Regions from separate parts of the Homo sapiens genome. Here region 2 is linked to region 1. Evidence: chromatin loops called from intact Hi-C (ENCODE). Cell type or tissue: CD4-positive, alpha-beta T cell. All regions are shown on one strand. Links, peaks and the distances in the headings refer to the core of each region. The heading gives the core; the rest is flanking DNA.

Evidence for each region. Peaks named below come from ENCODE experiments on the same cell type or tissue, not always from the same donor. Only the 100,000 strongest peaks of a DNase experiment are listed, where the experiment ranks them.
Region 2: a loop joins it to region 1, with 4 times the contacts of the local background. A loop is called at or near these places in 3 of 110 quality-filtered maps.

The regions. Positions count from the first base shown.
Region 1 is chr12:2,686,980-2,699,287 of GRCh38, reverse strand. It overlaps CACNA1C (calcium voltage-gated channel subunit alpha1 C), which reads right to left. Exons shown (of 47, transcript NM_000719.7): 46 at 10,509-10,841; 47 at 1,338-8,388. The coding sequence ends at 8,089. It overlaps CACNA1C-AS1 (CACNA1C antisense RNA 1), which reads left to right and starts at 8,131. Exons shown (of 4, transcript NR_045725.1): 1 at 8,131-8,219; 2 at 8,309-8,481; 3 at 9,078-9,148. RefSeq lists a silencer at 7,402-7,671. In CD4-positive, alpha-beta T cell, for the core only: CTCF peaks have their summits at 5,409 and 5,613; DNase peaks (open chromatin) are centred at 5,817, 6,927 and 7,397; H3K4me3 peaks cover 975 bases; H3K27ac peaks cover 863 bases.
Region 2 is chr12:1,781,300-1,793,508 of GRCh38, reverse strand. It overlaps ADIPOR2 (adiponectin receptor 2), which reads right to left. Exons shown (of 8, transcript NM_024551.3): 7 at 9,436-9,629; 8 at 4,835-7,565. The coding sequence ends at 7,437. It overlaps CACNA2D4 (calcium voltage-gated channel auxiliary subunit alpha2delta 4), which reads left to right. Exons shown (of 38, transcript NM_172364.5): 38 at 1-1,546. Among named protein-coding and RNA genes, the nearest start is that of LRTM2, 33 kb to the left of the region's middle. In CD4-positive, alpha-beta T cell, for the core only: CTCF peaks have their summits at 2,025 and 2,224 (motif pointing right); DNase peaks (open chromatin) are centred at 1,718 and 2,208; H3K27ac peaks cover 607 bases.

The DNA of each region.
Region 1 (12,308 bases), core at 2,551-7,550:
AGTTTCCTCCTTCCTTAGGGTTTGGTGGTGGTGTTTTTGTCTTTTTTAGGCCACTCAAGCATCGGCATGAGGTGTAAACTTCAGGTCTTCTTAGGTGTTTTCTGAGCCTGTTTCTTTCCCAGGGTATGTGCAGTCACTTTCTAATTTTCCTTGTATATGCAGTTGCTTTTGAGTGTCTTAGTCTTTAATGTCTGTCTCCCAAAGAAGGAAAAAGAGAAAAGTGAAGGGGGAAGAAGGGTGCTGGTTCTTCAAATTATCTGGAATCACTTCAGCTAGTGGTGGAGGGGCTTGCAGCAGTGGGGAGAGGTGCAACAAAAGTAGCTGCCCACCTCTGTGTTTGCACCTCTGTGATTAGAAGCAGCAATAAGTATCCTGAACAAAGATCCCTGAAATTTGAAGAACAGGATATTTTTAGCCCACTCTGGCCTCTACACGCTGTGTGCAAGGTGCTATTGGACAAGTGCTCAGCTGCCTGTATTATGAGATAAATAGTACTTTCTCATAATAATAATAGGTTCTGCTGGTACTATTTCCACCCAAGGAAGTCACACTGGTTATCTCTTCATGCCTGTCTATGCAGTGCTCACCCTTCCAGGAGTAGAAAGTGGGCTAGGGGAGGAGAGTGGGTTAGCTGCTACTGTACTAAGAGCTGAAATTGACCAAAATCAACCTTGATTTACTGTCCAAGCCTCCCCCTGAAAGTTGCAAACCTTCATTAGACTCCAGAGTTTCAAAATATTAATAGTTAAACAAAACAGATTCTGCCAGTGTATTTGTTGTCTATCGGGGAGGATTCTTGGTGCTCCTTACTCTGCCATCTTCCCAGAATCCTCTGGGACAAATTATTTTTACTTAAGGGGTTATTCTGAAAGGTTTATCGAAATCAGATTAAGTTATAATAACAAAAAAAAAGAAAAGCAATCTTACATTTGTATAGTCCTCATAGTACTTTATATATTATCATATCTCCCCCTCCTTTCTTCTCTCCTACATTCCATCCCTCTTCCCTTCTGTCCTTTCAAAACCAATTTCAGAGACTGCTTTTCCTGTCTAATCCATGTGAATTAGCCATTTAATTCCTCTGATTTTGTCTCCTTTTTAACTTTTGGCCATTTTTCTGTCAACTCTTTCATGAGAAGGAAGAAATAGGGGATGGGTTAACTGCTGAATGGACTTAGGTATTATCATTGGATTCATATTTCCTGTGTTCTCTCCAGTCTTCTTCCTTTTGGGGATCCCAGACAGTTGAGATAACTGAGTGAAGTTTGTATTTGTGACCTCTAGGAAACAGGAGAAAGGAAGAAATAAGGAAGAGGGAAGATACAATGAAGTCAATGTAGACATTGTTAAGAAATTTATTTGCAATTCTTATTTTTTGTGTTTTTTGTTTGTTTTTTAAATAACATCATTCCTTAGATAAAAATGCAATCTTACAGGAATATACAATAGTGTCTCACACAGAGATGACCCTGAAGCTCTCCTTGAAGGGTTGCCCCTTCTAGATTCCCTGGCCTTTCTCGAGGGTGAGAAGGCCCATCAGGCGAGGCCTCTGACAATGGGATTATTTGAGGATTACAAACTGTACAATGATATTTACAACAGTAAGACTGTGAAGTCGTGGAGCCTGGAGGGGAGGGTGTGGGGGTGTGTAGGGGTGTGGGGAATGGTGACAACGGAGGCACTGCCCATCTTTCTGTGCCTCTCTGATAACAGGCATGATACAGATTGGTTTGGGGGATGAAGGTGGGTTTGAGCTGGAGGACATGAGGGAAGGGGAGATTAGAGGAGCTTTATCTGGAGCGTTTCACAGGAGGAAAGTTTTGCATGGTAGCTCTGGTGGATTAAAATAAAACAGCAATATTATGAGAGTAATAGACCTTTCAGTGCTTCACCAACGGGGAATCTGTCGCCCTATTTCTTAATGAATGTGCGTGTTTTGCCATGGGTTATTCTCATCCACTACCATCACAGACTTGTCCAGACATGCTCATCTCTGTTTCCCATGGCCTCACTCCCACGAGGCTTGGGGGAACAGCATGCATTCTGGCCAGGACAGGACATGGCAATGGGGTGGTATATAACCTGGCTGGGATTCAAGAGATGGATTTCAGGTGTGGGTATGGGCTGCAGCTGGATGCATAGGTGGCCTGAGGCAGGAAAAGAGAAGGTGCGCACAGCTTTGGGATGCTGGAGACACCTCCTGAAGGGGATCTTTCTGCACAGGACTGTGTGTTTACAAATCATCTTCCCTTGATGTACAAGTTCTTTCCTTTTCCCCTTTTAAACATTGGTGTAGTTTCTCCATATTGGGAAGTCTTGGGGTTGGGGGCTATGTCCAGGACCCAGTGACCCACCCTCTTTTGCTTCTCTTGTGACTCTACAGGAGAGACTTCTCTTTTCTCCTGGCCAATGGCCAGGAGAGGTTTCTTCAAGGGGGTCCCTGAAACCTGCAGCCTCAGGTTCCTTGGCAAGGGAGCCACTGCTTGGCCTGGTGCCTGCTCACCTTTTTTTCCTTATTCCCTTGGTAATAAACTTGAGATCTCTAAGATTTCCACAATGGGAATTCTCCAGACCCAAACAGTGAATAAGAATCATTCTGTCCATTTCTGCATTTCCTCACATAGAAATGACCCTCTCTTAAAACTTACAAACTCTTCCACCCAGAGCTTTTTTTTTTTTTTTTTGGATAATGACCTTGGTTTGAGGTGCATGAGTGAATTTTAGAAATGAATGTACAATGTATGTCTGATTCACACCAGGGGAAGTGGCACAGTGCCCTTTCTGGGATCCCTACAAAGTCAAATTCCTTAGATCCTGAGAAGTGGAGTGCATGGGATGCCCTGAAAAGGTGGGGGTGTCCCTGTGTAGCAGCCAGTAACTGATCTGAAGGGAGAGGACTTGGCTCTGGTGATGTAACATTTCAAGCCTCTGTGTAATTACCTAGTCTTAGTCTTTTCTTCCTCATTCTTAGTAGAGACGTGGGGAACTTTCATGAAAAATGCTAATTCTGACTCCTCTCAGCGTGCAACAGATTTGTTACACTTCATCCACTCAGCTGCAAGATCTAGAGTGCTTTCAGAGGTGACTGGAAGAGTTCTCTAATACCCTACAAAGACCATGGATCTTTGCCACTTCAGGTGCTGTGGCTCAAACCTCTTAAAGTCATCCCAGGAAAAAGTGTTGATTGTAGTATTCTCTCAATGTATGTAAATAGAATTTATGTCATAATAATAGTAGGTTCTGATGGTACTACTTCCATCCAAGGGAGTCACTCTACTGCACCCTCCTTGTCTGTGTATACAGTGCTCACCCTTGCAGGAGCAGGAAAGTCCCTCATCTAGAGCTCAACCCCAGCCCTTGTGCCTTAACGGTGTGTGTCTGTGTAGTGAGGGGGGTTGTTCAAGCATCCCCCGTCAATGTAGAGATGTGGCAGAAACCCGTTCACCTGTTGTATTGGTATCTGGCTCCAGAAAGAAAAGTTTCATTGCTTTGACATAAGAATAAATTGATGAATGAAGTTAAACCCAGAAGAGGCTTCACAAAGAGGTCGTGTAAGCATCTGCCCATGGGACTCCCTTCCACGCACCGTCTTTCTCACTAGGTGTTGGGGAGGACAGGGAGCTGGGGCTGGGGAGGGCAGTGGGAAGAGGGAGCTTTGCTTAGGGACAGGGAAAGGTGCCCCATTCCTGACAGTTGTAGGACTTTTCTTTCCCTCCTGTCTTCCCCCTCAACCTCCTCAAATCGTAGCCTCTGGAGAACCTGGACTCTGGCGGCTGAGGGCCTCCCTGGGAGTGAGGTTTGGGCTTCCCCGCCTGTCTTTGCACAGCAGCCTGTGTCAGGTGGCACCTGGACAGCCTGAGGGGAGGGACATCAGCAGAGGGGGGACAGGGTGGCAGACACCCCCACATCCCACCAGGTAGGCTGATGTGGCTGGAACAACACCCCCAGATGGAATGAGTACTCTTCTCACCTTCCCAAATAGATCCTTGAGATGTCAGCGGCTCCACCACACTGGTCACTGTGGGTGGGTAAGCTGAACACATCCTTCCATGAACTGGGAAGAGGCACAGAGGGAGTCAAAATATGCCCTTTTCTTGCCTCCATTCTCCTCCCAGTCCTCTCTGTGCTGACATTTGCCCCAGAGGCAGGTCTTCTTTAAAATATGGAAACGGCCCAGACTCCATCAGCAAGTATTTGCCTCCCCTGGGGTTTAAAGAGGTCTTCTGGGAGTCAGCAGGCCCTTTTTGTGGCCTCTTTGCTGAATTGTTTCTAATCCTTGACAATGATATTTCAATTCTTGGCCTCTAGGGATGGAGATGCCATCATCCTCCTTTACCACCTTTCCCACGATGAGGCTAAAAACCCCGATGACCAGGGTTCCACTCTATCCCTGACCTACATTCGTGTTTTCTTTCTTTGCCTTTAGGAGTGGTGGCTGTGTATCTTCAGGACTCCATAAAGTAGCCACCATCTTTTGGGTGACTTCCAAAGTCCTCATTTTCTAGGTGTCACTGTTGCTCAGGAGATGAACTTGGGCATGGAAAGGTCTGCTTCTCCTGAGGTTGCCCCACTGTCTTCAGCTGCATGGGCAGGAGACATGCTGGGTGGAGAAAAGCTGGGAGAAAGTAACGGGTAGCTTCACTCCAGACAAGCACCTGGAATTTGGAACTGGGAAATAGAATGAGAGACATTGCCTTGTTCCTTTGAGTGGATTTCCCAGTGAGAGTGAGGCCTATTGGATTAAGAAGAAGGAAAGGGGTTATAACTAGTACCTTCTGAATCAAAGCTGGGAAAAATTCTCCAAGGTCTGGAAATGAAAGAGGCAGGGCTGGTCGGAGGACAAGAATTAAGTTGACCAAACTGCAGACCTTAAACTGTTGTTTCTTCAAGTCCCTTGGGCCCTTAGCCCCTGACTGTTTTCTCCTGACACTTGGGGGCTGTCAGGAGGGGTATGGAAGATGTGACAATTATGTTTTACAAGGTCATGGGGAAAATTCCATTTTAGGTGGAGAGTAGACATCACTTGGAAGATTGTGCTGTGGTTCATTGATGTCACTACTTGTGCCAGTCTGTTCTGATGACAGGCATCATACGCCAGTCTTATTCTAGTGGATCAGAAGGTCAAGCTAGGATAGTCCTCCTGCCCTAGACAGGGAACGCCTGTGTGTACCTCCTGGTAGAAATCTTGGGAACTTTTCAAAGGATGATACCTAAACTCAATTTCTAGAGGACCTTGATGGCAGTGAAAAGGAATCAAGAAAGTTTGGATGACTTGGGTGTGGATATCCATAAAGAAACTCTGTTTCTAGACTGTGTTAACCGGGGAGTATTGAGTACATTTCTCCACTTTGTCATGAATCAGTCCAGCAAGCTGTCATAGAGGAATGGACTGTCCCTTATTGTAATTTCTAGCTTACTTATATATGTGCCAAGAGGGGCTCAGGGAACACTAGGACTGGAAGAGATTTAATGGGTCAATTCTGGGTGAATGGTTGGGTCCTGTTTTCCCCAAAGCAGTCCCTTTTCAGCCACCACTGTTGACATACATTTGAAGGACACAGCACCAAAAGAGTGATGTTCTAGGGAGATATAAGTGAGCATTAGAGATGCCCCCACAAAAATCTGTTCCCACCCCCACTGTGAGCTCCGGATGCCTCTTCCCTTGTCCTGGCCCCCTCCCCGGCAGCCCAAACATTAGGGCAAGCCTGAAGGAAAGGCTGCTCCAGAGTGAGGAAGGGATGGAGAAAGGAGCACGCAGAGTTGACTTTCAGATGGATCAGGGTTTCACCAGTTCCTTTCTCGAGCCCCTGCTGTCCTTGTTGGGTAGAGCAACAAGAATCCGGAAGTGAGGATGCCCCTCCCTCCAAGCAGCCTGACTTTAATTTTATCCTCCCGGTTAGTGTACACTTTCCTAAGGAAGCCAAAGAGAAAATTCCGTGTGGTGGAAGGGAAGGGAAAGCCAGCTACCTCTTCCATGGGGGATGCGGATGACGGCCCAGTGACTGAGGGCTCATCAGAACGCCTCCCTGCACCTCACAGTGAAGGGCTGTTCTTGGAGAAGTACCAAATCAGATGACCAGAGCAGAGTGGACAGAGTGAAGACTGGAATAAAATAGGTCCTGGTCTCTCACAGCAAGAGGCGGTACAAACATACCCAGCAAACGATTTTGGAAAAATTGAGGGAAATGTAAGCAAACACAAGATATGCAAAACAGTAATGTCCAAACCTGTTTGTGGAGAGCAGAATAATGACTACACTGGTGATACCTTTGCTCATTGTGCAAACTAAAGAAAACTTGTTCCCTTTCCCCCAACCACATATAGAAAAGCACTTGAGTTCAAAGGTAAAGCTTGTCACACTCCAAATACAAAATGATTTACTTTACATGCAGCAAAATATACAAGAAGTGAATCCGAAAACCAACTTAATTCAATTCATTATATTCGCTTGGCACAATTGCAATTCAGTTTTAAAAAAATATTTGAAAAATACTGAAACTGACCTGAATTCAAGTATAACGGTTTCTTCAACAGAAACATTATCAATGCAATAAAACATTACACGGAATATATTGAAGCAAAATGCCTTCTTGTGTTTTTCCCTTAAATTTCTGTCTTTTTTTAAAATACAGTTTTAATGCCAACACAACTCACAATTGTATTTTTAAATGAATATTATTGCATTGTTTTTGCATATCTTGTGGGACAGAAAATGCAAAGAGTTACTGATTCCCGTTTCAGAAGCAGAGACAGTGGTTTGTTTTTGCTTTCAAACGGCCCCAGATTCAGATCTTCCCACAGCTAAACCAGAAAGGGGGGACTGCGTAGTCACTGGTGTGCACGGGCACATGGTGTGGGTGCATATACACGGGCAGGACATATGCACACAGACAACCCACCACACACACACGCGTCGCACACACTCGGAGACTCTCTCGCGCATGCTCCTCTCTCCCAAACCCACCTGTACACCCAGCATAAAAAGGAACCCAACTCTATCACCCACATGTGCAAGACCACATCAAGTGCATTGCCAGTTACCTTTCCATTAGATAACCGAACCAAACCAGAACAAAAATAGGTTACTACCTAAGGAAATGATAACAAATTATTGGGCATACACAATGGTTGGTAAAACTCTCCTGCAGCGGCTTCTATTGAACCTCCGTGGAAAAAGGAAACCACAACCGTTTAAATAATACAAGAAAACCAAACCCGATGTACATTGGCAAAAGTGAAAACAGAAAGGTGAGGGGGCTACAGGACTTTGTAAACACTCTTCTTCCTCCCCTCCCGCTGGGAAAGCAAAATAAAACATTTAAAAAAAACCAAAACCGAAAAGAAACTGCAACATGCTGTCAAGAAAAGTGTCAAACCACAAAACAAAAGAGCGCTCAGCGGAAGCTCAGCACCACCTGGTTGGGCGGAGCCGGCGGCGCAGCTCCTCCCTCGCGCTGCCTGCGGGCCGGCGGCTGGCCGGGAGCTCGGCGTGGCCCGTGCCGGTCGGGGGATCCCGTCGCAGGTGGGCAGGGACGGAGTGAGCCGCACCACTGCCGGCCCGACGCCCATCCCCAGAGCTCCGCGCCCCTGGAGGCCTCCTCCTCCCTCTCCGGGCCGGGTTGGGGTCCTCCTGGAAGTCCTGCCCCGCTCCCTTCTCCAAATCCGCAGGGCCCTGGCTCTAGGGAGACAGCGAGGCTCGTACAGAATATGTGCAAATGGTTTCTACAAGCAGAGTCGAAAGACACCCGTTTGCTGTAGGGTCCTTTTGGTGAGGGCGCGCGGGAAGCCGGGGTGCTCTCCCCGCGGAGGCGCGGCCGGGCCCGGGGCCTGCGAGCTGGGAGAGGGCAGGCGCCTTCCTCGCGCCCCGGGACCCTCGCCGCCTCCTCTCCCCGCCTCTGCAGACGCAGCCGGGCGCCTTCCTCCCGGAGGGCGGCTCGCGCACCCAGGCTCCGCGTCTGGTCCCAACAGAAATGAATGAAGACGCTGTTCCGGTTAACTCCAGGTCACGAGAACAGTGAGGCACTTCTGAAACGAACCCATTAGGAACATTGAAACAAATAAAAAAAAGCCCGCATCTGGCAGCGCCCACTACAGGCTGCTGACGTAGACCCTGCTGTCCTGGAGCTCCTCCTCACTCGGTCGACCCCGCGCGCGCACACAGCCCGCGTCCTCTTCGCCCCCGGCTCGGTCCTGCCCCGCGTCCCTGCAGTTCACAAAGGGTAAGAGGGCGCCATTGGGGCTCTGTGGGGCGCCCCCGCTGAGGATGTTGTCGGCCGCGCTCTCCATCTCCTCTATGGTCATGTCGCAGGCGTCGGCCAGCTCCTGGGTGGTGACCTCGATGAACTTGGGATCTTGAGCAAACTGCCCCAGTCCTTCTGAAATCAAGACCTGAAGGAGCGGGGTGGGAGCCATGAAGAACCAAAGGAACATTACTCCTGGAGCCCAGCTCTTCCCTTGAGGGCTAGAGCGAGGGGGTATCTGGTAGGTCACTTGGGGAAGTGTGCGTGTGTGCACGTGTACGTGTGTGTGTTGGGAGGGGCACCCATGGGGAACAAGTGGAGATGGAGCATCTGCCAGAATTAGGGATGTGCAGGCCAGAGAAGTTTTGGCTGGGGTGGTCAAACACTGTCATCAAATATATGAAGACTTGCTTATGGCCCAGCACGGTGGCTCACACCTGTCACCCAGCACTTTGGGAAGCCCAGGCAGAAGGACTGCTTGAGCCCAGGAGTTCGAGACCAGGCCCAGGCAACACAGGGAAACTTCGTCTCTACAAAAAATTTAAGAATAATTAGCTGGGTGTGGTGATGCACACCTGTGATCTTAGCAAGGCCAGAGACTGAGGTGGGAGGATCATTTGACCCCAGCAGCGCCAGGCTGCACTGAGCTGTGATTGTACCACTACACTCCAGCCTGGGTGACAGAGCGAGACCCTGTCTCAAAAAACAACCAAAACAAAAACCAGAGAAGGTTTGGCTCTCAGAGGGGCCGGGGGGTTGCCCTGATGCTGTATCAGCAGATCCCAGCCTGCCTCTCTCCTTTCTGACACCCACTGAACCTTTATACTATTCTTTCAGAGAAACCATTCTCCCTGGTGAAACTGCTGAGACAGGCCCACTGCCCATTGCCTGCTGCTGCCTTTCCAGGGGTGAGGTATCTGTGCAAACACGGCGCATGCCCCTGCCTTGCTTCTGCTGGGAAGGGCCAGCAGGTGACCCTTAAGCTTCTCTGTCCTCCCTACCGGCTGCTTAGTGCCTGGCTATGGGAAAATCGGCTCCTGAGCCAGCGGGTCGGGGGAAGCTGAGTGCAGCCTGGCACTCGCTCCTTTCAGGCATCTGTTTGTCTTGCTCCTTGCCCACGCCACTCATTCTCTCCTTGCCCTGCTTAGTTTTTCTTTGGCACTCCTGACCTTCCTGATGTGTTATATATGTATGTGTTTATTATCTGTCTCTCCTCACCATGATGTGAGCTCATGAGAGCAGAAGCTCTGTTTCTCAGCTGTGTCCCTGTACCTAGAACAGGGCCTGCACATGGTAGGCGCTCAGGGAAGGTCTGTGAAATGAATGCAGGATGATCGAGGCCACAGGAATACCAGACTTTGAGAGGTAAACCTTGGAAGCCACCTGGTTTAACGCCCCACCTCCTGCACCACAGCCTGACGCCCGGATGAGCACAGTCTCTGCTTGGCTATGTCTGATGATGGGGGGCTCACTACCTTTCAGGCAAGCCCCTCTCATCTTGGAAGAGCTCATTTGGGAAGGTCTTCCCCATGTGAGCTGAAATCTGTCCGCTGGTGGGCTGAGCCTGCCACCCTTTCCCCATCCCACCCGTTGCAGGTGTGAGAGGTGTATCGCACCCTCCAAAGTCACCTCCTCTCCAGGTTTTCTTCCCGAATTCCCTGAAACGGTTCTCCTAGGAAATGGTTTCTAGGAACCTTGCCATCCTGGTCATCCTCTGTTGGGTTTGTTCCAGTGTGTCAAAGGTCCCTAATAATGTGGTGCCGGGATTGCACTAGATGCTCTGACCAGGCAGAGCACAGTGGGACTGAAAGCTCGCTTGTTCTAGGCTAGTGGCTCTCAACCTTGCTACACGTTAAAATCATCGAAGAGCTTTAACAATCATCAGTTAATCTGTCCCGGGTTTCCAAAGCTCCCCAGGTGATGCTCACGGGCAGTCAGGCCTGAGCACCTTGGATCTTGCCTGTCTGTGTATAAAGGCAGCCAGGCTCACATTTGCATGTCGAGCAGCTGCAGTATAAGGGATAAGTTGCTCAGTGGTTTCTGCCGCCCTCTGCAGTGGGCCCAGCCTCAAGAGAGCCCATAGCATCTTGTGCAGTCATGGCTTTCCGCACACGAGCCCTCCTGCAGCCCTGAGAGGGAGGGTCTTTCGGGCTCAGATATTGACTGCAATGAATTTGGCAAGAGCCAGGTGCTCCCTTCTCAGCCCCGCATGCCAAGTCCCCTTGTTGCCCGTGGCCTCTCCCCCCTGCCCATCTGCGAGTCACCTACCGCTTCCACCAGGCTGCTGGCACTGCCGTGGAACTGCCTCCCTGGGGCCCCAGCCTGGCTGGGCACCATGAGGGAGACGGGCCGGACTCTCCGGGCGGCGCTGCTGCCCCCGCCACCGGGGGTGGTCTCAGCCCAGGAGCCGCAGTGGATGGATGGGAAGCTGCTGTTGAGTTTCTCACTGGACTCGACCCCCTCAAGCCGCAGGGTGGGGACGGGCTGTGGGGGCCAGCCTCGGCTGCCAGGTGTGGCTGGTGGGGTGGCAAAAGGCCTAGGGAATGAGGCAGGGGAATGGCTTCTCTGGAGGAGGGGGCTCAGGCCTGCCACTGCCAATGCCTGCGGACACACAAGGAGTGTGAGTTAATAGGAGTGGCCGACCCCAAACAAGGCAGGCCCCTGCTTCTGAGCAAGCACTGCTTTGCAGCTGCTGTGTCCAGCTAGCTCCACCTGCCTGGTATTCCCATGCCATTATTTTCCCCTGTCGGTCCTATCTCAACCTGGCATGACTTTCAACTATCTCAAAATACATCTTAGGATCATCTGGGTCTGAAGTGATCTCTTTCTCCTGTAACTTCTGAAAGCTGGGATTGGGTGAAGTCGTGGTAACCTGCTTTTAGCCCTGGCCTGGTCACCTGTCAGCTGTGCATTCTCTCGCTCTTGGTTTTGTCCTCAATAGAATGGAGAGCAGGGTGAGGCCTGCATGTCTGTAAAGCCAGAAAACGAATGCTGTCTATCCATCTGCCCTGTGGGGCTGGTGTGAGGCTCAAGCGCAATGAGGTCTGTGAAGAAGCGCTGTGCACCTCACAAAGAGTTGGGAAAACCAGTATTTGTGGTTTTAGTTCTCACAGTTAATGGGGCCATTCATAATGCCCTGCCAGTCTCTAGCTCAGGTTGTCTTTGAGCCATTGTTAAATCCGGTGCTGTATTGTGATTAAAAGATTCAGGGCTGGGAGCAGTGGCTCATGCCTGTAATCCCAGGACTTTGGGAGGCCAAGGCGGGCAGATCACCTGAGGTCGGGAGTTCAAGACCAGCCTGACCAACACGGAGTAACCCAGTCTCTACTACAAATGCAAAATTAGCCAGGCATGGTGGTGCATGCCTGTAATCCCAGCTACTTGGGAGGCTGAGGCAGGAGAATCACTTGAACCCGGGAGGTGGAGGTTGTGGTGAGCCGAGATCGTGCCATTGCACTCCAGCCTGGGCAACAAGAGCAAAACTCTGTCTCAAAAAAAAAAAAAAAAAAGTCACACGGTACGCCCTCTGTCCCTGAATATTCTTGAGCATCCTGAGGGTAGGGACCAGGCCTGTCTGGCTGTTGCCATGACAACCTGCCAGGGCAGAGGCTCTGCAGGGTGAGCTGCTCTGATGGGATGTGCTCCCGGGAGAGAGCGACACTGTGGTGGGGAAAGACCACCTCTAGGGTCACAGAGTACAGGAGGAGAAAGAGATGAAGAGGAGAGTTTCGTGCCTACCAGTACGACAAGAACAGATAGGTGAAATCGACTTCTAGAAATCTTTTAAGATAGCACACACAGTGTCCCCACATCCTTCCACCTCCTGCCCCTGCCCATGGTGGTCCTCAGCCTGGGGCTCCTGGGTCCCTGGGAATCTGAGAAAAGTGTAAGGCCATATTCATTATTTCAGAAAGCCCAGTGGAAGACAACACCACACAGGCTAAGAAAACCTGTTTATTTTTTGGAGCTGAAGTACTATCAACTCAGCCAGGCCACACTGGCCATCTCATGCTGATTATGACTTTTGATTGGCAGTTGAATGCCTTTGGGTACAAAGCATAGGTCTAT
Region 2 (12,209 bases), core at 195-5,194, 900 kb after region 1:
CCGGAGAATGCTGGATGGAACAGGAAACCAATCACCTGGCACCACTTTCAAGATGCTTCATGGTGCCCGGTACCATCTGCCCTAGGTCTCAACATGAGCATACTTCTGACCTAACCTTCCTGTCTCCTCTTCGGGAAGCCAGCGTGAGCTCAGCTTGGACCAAGACAAAATAATTTAGTTCTTCCTGTACTCCAGAGTCCAGACCCAGCCAAGAAAGGGTCAGTTGTTTCTGACCCTTTCTGTCGGAGTGGTCTCTGGTAGAACCCAAGGACTTCTGGGTACTGAGAAGCAGCAGCAGAATGAGGCCAAATGCAGAGATGAGGCTAAGGCAAGAATATGCCCCAACTAAAGCATAGATTCCCCAAAGTGAGGCTCATGGTGGGAGGCCACTCACCTTCCTAGCTGCTGCTCGAAAAGGTTTTGACTGTGTTGGGGTGGGGGTTGGGTAAGGGAATGGTCAAGACTGAGAAAGGAATGAAATCCATTCAGGAAATATCGACAGGGCTACACGTGATGTCCCCAAACTGCTGCTATTGAAGAACTTCCCAAAACTTCTTTACAAAGCCCTAAAGGAAAGTTTGCATCTATGAAAAGCCAATAGGCTGAGACATCCAATTGCTGCATGGAAATTGATGTACATTCAGGGGACGGCAAAAATAGCTGTAAAATAGTGAAAAAGAGCAGTGGTTGTGCTCTTTTCTGGCCAATGATTTACAAAAGAATCTACTTGACTCTGTCCCTGGAGTGAAATCCTTAGGGTTGGAACTTGTGGGAACATTCCAACTTGCTAAGCAGGGTCCACTGGGAGGGAAGCTCTATCTGGGAACTCACCCCCAGCGCACACACATCTCCCCCAGGGTCCCAAGGCCCCGCAGCTTCCTCCCCCGACCAAACCCCAAGACCTGGATCCCAGGAGACAACAGTCTCCACAGTGAGAGCAACATTAAGGGCAAAGCCATGGAGAAATGTGGGAGAGGCCGGCCTCAAATCTTTCCATTTAACAAACCCCAGTGATGGGTATGGACAGCATGCAGGGCTTTTGGGGCGCTTCCCCCCGCTCCTCCATCACCCTCAGCCTCCACACTTCAAAGTTCAAGTTCAAAGCTGTTCAAGTTTCCTACCAGCAAATAGCCCTAACTTGCCTCTAGAGTAGGCCAAATGCCAACTCTGTAAAACACACTTACATTATCGGTTACAGAATGTCACTCTTACCGTCATGTCTTGCAACAACCCTGTGAGGGCAGTATTAATGCCCCCTTACAGCAGAAGACACTGCAGCTCGAAGACAGCTTAAGTGGCAGAATAATGCTAGAACAGCTAAGGTTTACATGTACCAAATAACATGTTTCAGCTCATTCCATCCTCACAACAGCCCCCTGAAAGTGGGTACTATCATTAGTCCCATGTTATAGAAACTGCAGCAGAGTTGAAAATTGCCTCCAAATTACCGGAAGAGTGTATGAAGATTGAATGTGATGTATTCACGTAACATGCTTGAAACTGCCTGGCATATACTAAACGCTAAATAAATACATGCTAACTGCGATCATTACATTACCTTGTTTCATGGAGGTGGGGACAAAGAAATTACAATTTAGATGCCAGGAACAATAAGGTGTTCAACAGGCCCAGCAGGGTTAAGAAAGCAGCAAGGAGCCCTTTCTAGCCCCTGGGCTGCCATCACTGAGTGTCCCAACCATGTGTCACGAGGCACCACCTGTGCGGCACACAGCAGGGTGAGCACTAACTCTCGCCCTGCCACTTCCTGCCAAGGCCGTGGCCGCCCACCTGCCGTTCATTCTTTGGCATTAAGGCACATTCTGACCTCCAACTGCATTTGACCCCAACTACCAACTCACAGACACCAAACAGCAGTCTCTGTAGGACCATAACCCAGTGTTATCTTTTGGAAGGGTTATCATCCCCACCCAAACAGGTAGAGCACTTTCAGGCAAATTTATCAACTCTTAAAAAGCCAAGCTTAGGAAGCTGGAGCAGCTTCTGGCCTGGTTTTGTCTGCTTCCTCTGGGCCCCATATCTCTGCATGGCCGAGGGGAATCCCTTTCAAGACCATTGGAAGGAAAAACCATTTCTGATAAACTAACCTTCTCTACCTTGGAGAACAAAATATTCTCATAAGCTTTGCCTTTGAAGGTCAGAACGATTCCTCTTCTACTTTTAGCAGAACCACTAAAGGACAGCAGGTGGCAGCCTGGCTCACTCTAAAGCCCATCACCTGCTCTCGGACGCATGAACTTGGAACCTAAGTCATTTGATAAATTAGAATGCAGAATTTTGAAATCTTATGTTGTACACCACCTTTGGAGGACCAGGAACTTAAGGATGCTGTCAGATCTTCCTTCCTCAGTACCAAGGATATGTGAACTACTAAATCCACATAATAATGTTGTGTATTTTAATAGAAGAGCTTTCAGGGAAAATGCTTCAACCACTTCATTAAGCTCAGTGAAGTTGTGGTTCGGGGGCGGCGGGGAGGCAAGAAAGTGGGCATATCATAAGGCCAGAAAAGTAAATGAAGTCCACAAAAGGACGGAATTGGAGCGAGGGTTTGGCAGAAAACCCAGCCAATCACTATGGGAAGTTTGAGGAAATTATCTATAGAAACCACAGCATCTCAGCGTGGGCTCTAGAGGATGTATCGTTGGCCTCATTTTAACAGAACACCGAGGCTAGACAAGCAAACGGCCACTTGCCCATGCTACATGGCAAATGGCACAACTGAGATCTGAAGCTACCCTTTTCATTTCCAGGTAGTGTAGCAGGGTAGGGACGGTGGGACAGTAGGATGGCGGTGACAAGAGGCCATCGCACGTGACGCTTCCTTCCTGCCCCATGCCATCATAAGCAGCCTCTACATGAGTGAGACAGGCTGCCCTTGTTTCACCAAGTCAAACAGCTGAAGGCAGAAAAGATTTGTACATTAGATAGGGTGTTGGTGGTGGGTAGGGAGCAGTGCTGGCTAGCAAATGGTTCATGCCCTCTGAGGGGAAGACAAAATGAAACACTACAATTGAAGCCAAATATTCAAGAAGATGTTGTTTCTGGGATGATTTTAAAGTAACATTGCCCAGAGGGTTCTCTAGGCACCCAGAGCCTAGCACGCTGTACAGTCAGAATCCAAACTTGTCCTTATCTACTTCCTCTACAACCACATAACATCACCTGGGTATCAGGAACCATACAGACACTTTTTTTTTTTTTGGGAGATGGAGTCTCGCTCTGTCACCCAGGCTGGAGTGCAGTGGTATGGTCTCAGCTCACTGCAACCTCCACCTCCCAGGTTCAAGCGAGTCTCCTGCCTCAGCCTCCCAAGTAGCTGGATTACAGGTGCCTCCACCACACCCAGCTAATTTTTTGTATTTATAGTAGAGACGGGGTTTCACCATTTTGGCCAAGGTGGTCTCGAACTCCTGACCTTGTGATCCGCCCACCTCGGCCTTCCAAAGTGCTGGCATTACAGGCGTCAGCCACCATGCCCGGCTCAGATGCCTTTTGGGAAGAGACGAGGAAAAGACAAGTGGGTTATTAGTAGGCTTCAGCTAATACTGTTTGTCAAAAGCAGGGAATGATCCAATGTCTATGCCCAGGTAAGGTATGGGACACTCTAAAGTTAAATCTATACTTAAAAATGAGAATTCAGAATGAACATATTATCCTGATACTGGAAATGCCCTTCCAAAAACTAAATTTACCTAAGGCAAAAGGGTTGGAATTCCGTTTTTTTTTTTTTTATTTCAAACACCAACTCGAACCAGATCCTCTTCTTATATAGAAGGGACTAGGTTAATGAACCCCAAAACCTTTAAGTCAATGTATATGACACTGTTTAATCAGAATAACAAATACAGAAAGGTTTTCTTAAATTTTCTCTTCACTCTTTTCTCCAATACAGTGCTGGCACTAGAGTCATTCTTAAACTTCCTAAGCTTCAGTTTCCCCATCTATAAAATGAGAGTGAAAATACTCCTGAATGGCTCAGAGGGTTGTGATTATGATCATATGACATCGACAGTTCTCTAACACATCCCTTGGCATCAAGTGTTACATTAGAGACTATTTTTTTTTTTCTCAGACAACATGACTTTATTACTGGAAACCAACTAAGAAAAAATTATGATTAGGAGGAGAAAACAGCAAATGGTCGGGGTAAAAAACCAATATTCAGCAATCAGTAGCTTTCACCAATCAAAAGAACTTTTAGAAGATATAATTGAAGACAAAATCCTATTTATAATAGCAAACAACAGCAAAAGCAAGGAATGAACTTAGTCAATGTGCACTGCCTGTAGGAGATGGCCTCGTGATCCGCCCGCCTTGGCCTCCCAAAGTGCTGGGATTACAGGAGTGAGCCACCGTGCCCAAAAAAATAAATTTTGTAATGTTTCACTTAACAAAAGAGATACATTCTGAGAAATGTATCATTAAGTGATTTCATAATTAGTTGATTTCGTTGTCACGCAAACATCATAGAATGCACTTACACAAACCTAGATGGTACAGCCTACTACACACCCAGGCTTTATGGTAGAGCCTATTGCCCTTGGCATTAGAGACTATTTTTATAAACTTCAATAATAAATAAGAACTGCCCCTTAGAGCTGCTCTCCCCTCCATTCTAAACCTGGTGCAACTTACGAGGAAAGCTTGAGTTAGGAAACAGGAGTTGGGCATAAGCACTTTGATTTCTGCATCCCGAAGGGGAAGTTTCCAAAAATTTCTTAAATCACAGTGTCTAAATTAGAGCTTCAGAGAAGTGCCAAAAGCCAAGGGGAGGTAAGCTGAACGGCAATAAAAAAACACACGACAGGTCATATTTCATTTGGTTCTTTTTATTAGAAACTGAGAATACAGCAAGTAGGGAAATCCCACATCAATGGAACCATCACACAGATGCCTTTCTGGAACCCCAACCTTCTATGATCCCCAAAAATGTGCTTTGTGGCTTTAGCATAATTTATAAAGGGGAAGAGGGAAAATACTGAAAAAGGCCACTATTTAATGGTGAAAGAATGAAGCTGTAGAGGTCCCAACCAGCCTAGGGCCAAAAAAGAAAATTAAAAATCTGCACAGAGCAAGCAAGCCTCTGACTGCTGAGAGTAAGGCATTCAGGCGCCAACCTGGTGAGAGTTCTCAGCGAGCACTGTCAGGTCAAGTGCACATGAGGCTGTTGGTAGTGAGCTGCACGTAGACACACACATAGAAATGGGCACATGCCCACATACACACCCGAAAAAGGGAGATTTTACTGGATTACACATCAGTGATGTTAATTTCATTTTTCCTAAGGGTTTGTGCTATGTTGAACCAGATCCTTCCAGCTTTGGGGTGTGGGTGACTGCACCCAGAGGCTGCTACTTCTGTTGGTGTTGTGACAGGGCTGCACCTATACGCTGTATCCCAAAGTGCATGACCGAAGAGCAAGTCTGGCTTCTGATACGTGCTGTTGCTCCCAAGAAACTAAGTGGGCTTCTGTCCAAATGGCCACTGTCCTGCTGGACTATGCTTTCTCAAAGGGATTAATACTGTTCTTTATTCTGTCAGGCACTGCACCAGTTCATCCACTGAGTCTTTTGCTCGGTCCACCTAGCACCTAGGACAGTGACCTTATCCAGAACCAAAACGTTCAAGTTCTTCTCAACTTCTACACTGGATTCTTTCTTCCTAGATCCCACCTTTTGCTGGAGATTGCAAGGGCAAGGGAGGAAAATAACTGAGAAAACTCTATTGAATAAATAGGAGACCCTTCCCATATTCCCAAACACCTACTGAGGACGCCAGTCCCCATGCTCAGGACCTCCATATTTAGTTCTAATACCCACAACCCCAGGATATAATGGAGTCATCCCAAGTCTTTGATGACAGTAACCTAAGACTCGAGCACTATTTTGGTGGTTCACCTATGGGCCAAGATCAGAATTCCATGAACCAGATCCTTTCCCCACCACTTTCTCTGACACCGTATCAGGTAGGCCTGTGACATGAGCCATCGTCTTGTACCTCACTCCCTGGCAATAACATACCATTGTATTTAAAATGCCACACCACTCTTATCCCTGTAAAGTGAGGTTCAGTGAGTGCTGACAACTCCGTACTACAACTGGCTTTAAGAGTTCTGCTGGCTTTCTTATTCAAGGAGAGCCGAGGTGTCTGTCACATCCAGGCTTACCAAGACAGTGTACCAGAGGTAAAACTCATCTTTCCTAATCCAAAGGAAGGGTCTACCAATCTATGTAGATGAGCTCAGGAGAAACCTGGACACGTCAGAATCTCATTTGTGGCTGGCTCCCATGCCAAGAACTATGTCAGAGAAAGGTCCATTTCTATTCCCTCAAGGAGGAAGTGTAGTTAGGGCAGTGATTTTTAATAGAGGGAAATTTAGAGAGTGTTCCAGAGCTCCACAGCAAGGATATGGAAAACTGTCCCATCCCTCTAATAAGACTTCCCATAAAAGTGAGCGGGATGCCAGGAAGTAATCAGATCAGCCCATGCTAATGTTTCTAGAGCTCCTCCATGGCCTCCAGCACCCCTTTACCAGCTGCTAGGAGTGTGTCAGTCTCTCAAATGACAATGACACCCTAACTAGAGCCTTTATCTAACATCCTGTCACCCACTCATGTGCTGCTTCCACTGAGAAAACACATACCACTCCCCTCTACCTCAGGCCTCCCAAAGGGAGTGGTCATGTCACCACTGGGCTAGGGCTATACTCTCTGCCCCATTAGGGTCCAAGGTATGTCAGCCTTTAGAAGGCATCTTGGTGCACCAAGACACTGTACATTCCGGGGCTATCACCTGATCCTACAGTCACTTTTTGTGCAAAATTCAAACAGTGTGTGGTACTTGCATGTTTCATTCTATACAAAAATTCTCCCTCCCTCCCTTACCCCTATGTTTTAAACATTTATATAAAGTCTTATTTAAACAGTTAGAAATCTTATTTACATTAATTTCTTTGTTCTCCCAAAAGAGCATTTAAAATCACACTCCCACCCCTTATCGGATATAAATGTTCACTTAAATTGGTTTGTATTATTGTCATAGAGAGAGAGAAAGGGAGAAGAAAGAACCACCAGCTAAACTGTTTCGCCATCTTCTACAAATAAATATGATATGGATCAGAAGCCAGTTTGCCAAGGGTCTTGCAGAGCCCGCAATCAGTAGATCCCAAGAATAAGCCAGGGTTTGGGCTATGTCTCCTTTTCTCCCAATTGATGCACTCCATCCTTTGAGGTATGATTTATTTTTGTTTTTCTCTTCTCAGTCATGTACCACGCAGAGCCACTGGGCCGTCACAAAGCCCACGAGGCTGTCAAAGTTTTGGGGCTCCTCTGGTACTGGCATCAGTAGCCAGCAGGGAGGCCCGCAAGTGCCGCAGGCCCTGGTTTAGGGTCATAGTCCCTGGAGACTGGTAGGTATCACAGTGCATCCTCTTCACTGCAGCCCCCGCCGATCATGAAACGAAACTCCTGGAGGTTTGAGACACCATGGAAGTGAACAAAAGCTCCAGCAACCACAAAGATATGAAACAGCTGATGAGAGTGAAACTGGAGGGGAAAAAAGAAGAGAAGGGGGTAGAGAAACCCATACATTATTAAGACTGCTAAAGATTCTTAGGATCGTTTAATCCTGGTTTATGCTGAGCAGAAGGCAGGGAATGGATGTGACAGAGCTCAAATTCAAGGCGTCCACAGATCCTGGAACATCCATTAGGTGTAACACATTCTGCTGAGCTGAAAGCCAGCTGTTCCCAAAGAAACCAAGGTGCTGCCACTAAGCTCTACACATAAAAATCTACAAACTTAACACTGAAACCAGTGGCAAATGACACACAGACTCTCTTGCTAAAGTGGCAAATGACACACAGACTCTCTTGCTAACAGGCCACAAAGGTCCCAAGGATCCCTTGACACCTAGCCATGGGCTATGATTACACATACAGTCCTTTTCCTACTCACTGCTGATGGACATTTTGTCATGGACAAGAGGACTAGAGCTATGGTCATTTAAATGTTGCTCTCTGTTAGAAAAACTAAAGAGGCTTCCAGGATGGTGTGTGGAATGTCACAACATATGGTCCCCAGAGTTTCCTTCAGTGCTACGATTCTCAAATTTCATGAACTACATAATGTGTCAAAAACTAAGCAAACAGGCCCTTTTACTTCTCAAGTCAGAAGCTGGTCTACAAGCAAGTGACATTATTTCTGATTTTACCTGTTCTGTTGAATGCTATTCCACATCTCAAGAAGGGTAATCAATTGCTCGCTGCACTTCAAAAATTACACTATTCTGTCATTATAATCTCAAAATGAAAAAGTACAGTGGCAAAGCAGTATTTATCAAGAGAAAAACACTGATTTTAGAAGCAAAAACTAGAAGAAATCAAGTCACATCCCAAGAGATGTTTCCTAGGAAACCAAAGGGGATTAATTTCCCCCAAAGAAAGGGGATAAAGGGCAAAAACCCCTCCATACCAATGTTAAAATGATGATGATGAATCAGAAAGATAAATTAGCTAATTTGAAGCTAGAAAGATTGCTTAAGTTCAAGATCATCTTCATTTTACAGATAGCTAAACTAAACTTTAAAGAGATGAGATCATCAGGTTAGTCTATAATAATCAGCAATAGGCTGAGGAACAGAATTACAAAGGTCAGATTTCACATTAAGCGTATTTCCAATGTTGTCTTGTTGAAAATATTTCAGGCCCTCTTTGGTTATAAGTTTTTCTATCTATATCAGTCCTTATATTTTCTTTTCCCTCTTCTCTTTCCTCCTCTCTTACCAATGACCACAATCCAGTTCAATCCAGTTCCCTCTTCTTCACAATCCCTCTTCTTCCACCAGACATACATACACTCAGTCTCCCATTACAAATCACTAAATTTCGGTATAAAAAAAGACCCTGATAGAAATCTGGTCCTAAAAAGGGCTCTGGTGAAAATCTGGTCTATCATCCTCATTTCATAAATAAGGAAACTGAGACAAAGAATGGCAAAATGACTTGCCATTGTCAAAAAGAGCACAGATTCTGATATTAAAACTAGCCTAATTCAAATTCCTGTTCTACCACTTAAATAGCCACATGGCTTGGACAAGTGGCCTCACCTCCCTAAGCCTTAGTCTCCTGCTTTGTAAAATGAAGACATTAACAAGAGTTATCATACCACATAGGGCTAATGTATGTAATGAGGTAATCCGTGCAAAGCACTCTGTACCATGCTGAGCACCAAGGAAGTGCTCACTAAATGTTAGTTATTATTGTACTTATTGTCCAGAGAAAGCTCAATAGGGAGTTAGGACCAGGATACAACTCTCCTGACTTTGTGTCTAAAACTTTTTCTATTGCATCACTCTGCAGGATGCCAATAACTCATGAGCAGATACCTACACACTCAGTCACCCCGACATACTTACCCAGATGTCACATTTGCCAGGGAAAAAGCGTTCGGGGATCCGGGCAGCATACAGGGCAGCTCCTGTGATGTAGAGGCTGGCCATCAGCATCAACCAGCCTATCTGCCCTATGGTGGCGGCCTTAAGGAACCCCTCCGAGATGACATAGTGCAAGGTAGGAATGATTCCACTCAGGCCTAGGCCCAAAAACACTCCTAGGAGTCACAAGAAGAGAGTAAAGTAATGCAGAAGAGAAACAAAGAGCCAGAAGTCAGTATTACAGCACAGCACCATTAACTCTGTAAACTGAATATTTCAAAGTAGCATATAAAATTAGCTTCCAGTTTTAAAGGAAAAAGAAGGTTCTTCAAACTCTGGGACACTGTCACACAAGACAACACAGCTATGTTCTAAAGATTTACAAATGCAAGGAGCCAGCCGGGTGCAGTGGCTCACACCTGTAATCCCAGCACTTTGGGACCAGCCTGGCTAACAGGGTGAAACCCCATTTCTACTAAACATCCAAAAAGTAGCCAGGCGTGGTAGCGCACTCCTGTAATCCCAGCTACTCGGGAGGCTGAGGCAGGAGAATCACCTGAAGCCGGGGGCAGAGGCTGCAGTGAGCCGAGATCACGCCATTGCACCCCAGCTTGGGCAACAGGAGTGAAACTCCGTCTCAAAAAAAAAAAAAAAAAGCAATGAGCCTCACTAAGAGAGGCTTAGCTTAGTAAGTCAGCAGTCTTCAAGGGTTTTGAATTAATGTTGCTAAATGTTTTCGGAAAGGACAGCTCCAGGAGTTTATTTAAACTGTCCTAGCCTGTCCTTCTACAGACACAGGTTACAATACAAGCAATTTTACGTATCCCATCTTCTCTTTGAAGCAGCAGGCGTTGTTGGGGTGGAGAGGCGATGAATGATCACATCACCTGGCATCACCTATTTTTAATAGGAATCTAAGGCTGGGCGCAGTGGCTCAGCTCACACCTGTAATCCCAGCACTTTGGGAGGCCGAGGCAGGCAGATCACTTGAGGTCAGGAGCCAAGATGGCACCACTGCACTCCAGCCTGGGCTACAAAGCAAGACTCCATCTCAAAAAAAAAAAAAAAAAAAAAAAAAAGAAAGAAAGAAAGAAAAAGAAAAGAAAAGAAAAAAGAAGAAAAAATTTAATCTAAATCTATAACCTATAACTGGGCACTTAAAAATTGTTAAATGCCTTTAACAAATGACCTAATGGGGGTGGGGGATGGGAGAGAATACTATAAGCTCCCAGACCCCTAAATAGCAATCAAGTACAAAAGTCTAGCAAATCACTCAGCCACAGCCCTACTGCCTTACTGCCTCCAGAAGCATCTAATGTTTTTTTAAACTTCTGGATATGACCTAAGTTCTAAGATCAATTAAATGAGTCTCAACCAGCATTTTTTTAAATGAACTAGAATAAAATTTAAAATATCAGACTGTAACATACGTGGAGGATTAAATACTATTTTGTTAAAGTTTTGTAATTTATATATACATGAACTTATGTATAGATACACGTGTTCAGGACTGTAATAGAAAATGTCATGATGGAAAAAAAAATGTGAAGTCCACTGATCTAAATCCACTTTGAAACCCGTGTATCAGCCAAAGCAACACAGGAGCTCCCTGCCTCTGCCAGTAACTGCTCCTACATTTTGACACAGAGTTAACAATGACCCTTGCAAAACAAGCTGTCATTTGGTAAGCTTTCTCAACAGATAAAGAACCTATTACTTGCTTTGGACATTACCAAATAAACTGCTGGTATACAGCAATATATGTAAGCACAGCTATGGGATGCATACTCACAAATAAAATGGACATCTAAAAGAGAAGAGGAAAATGGCAATGCTGCTCTCACAACAGGTAAGAACCAAGCAGACCTAAAGAAAAACTATTTCCTACCTCTGCTCCTCTAAGGAAAGATTTGCTAGACTTTTGCACTATTCACTTTTTCTTTTCCTCTACATGCTAAGCAAAGGCTGCTAATGGTTTCTGCCTATCATTCTCTAAGTCAAAGGCTCAGGAATTTGGTTCTTCTGATGTATGTAAATAACAGAATGCTCAGCTGTACTCAGCAAAGACATTCTTATCTCATGTGCTCAAGCAGGCTTAACACCACTGTACTACTCAAGTACTGTTGAAAGCTGACCCTGACCAATGCTCATTTGCTCATATGAACACAAAAAGGAGGACGGCAGAGTGTTTTAACAGTGGTCACTGACATGAGGTTACTTCTGTGTCTAACCTTCCAGGTACCCCCGGATGATCCAGGGTTTAGATTTTAATACTAAATGGTTTTGGGGGTTTAAGGACGAAAGGAAAAACACTCCTTGTTCATTCTCAGTGGGCACTGAGCTTGACACTGAGTAGGAGACAAGAACATCTCTGCTAATTCCATGTCCTACAAGAAGACTCAGCCAAGGCACTGAGGGGCTTGTGGCTTTCTCTATGATCTCCAGCTAAACAGGCATTATCCTAAATATAAAAAGCCCCTTTATCCCTACATCAGAAGGGAGATATGGTGCCCACTTTAACAAAACATAATCAGCATGGGGGTGAAGCCTTAAGCAGATTATCCATTATAAAATAAAAATATAAAACAAAACAGAAAATGACAACAAAAAAAGAATCACTACAAAAAGTACACTCCACAATGAGTAAGAGAAATCATTGTTTACAAAAGTTATAGACTACCGCTTTCTGGATGGTGTTTAGCCATAAATTCAAGTAAGTAACAGTCCCAAATTATATCACCTCATACTCACCATGA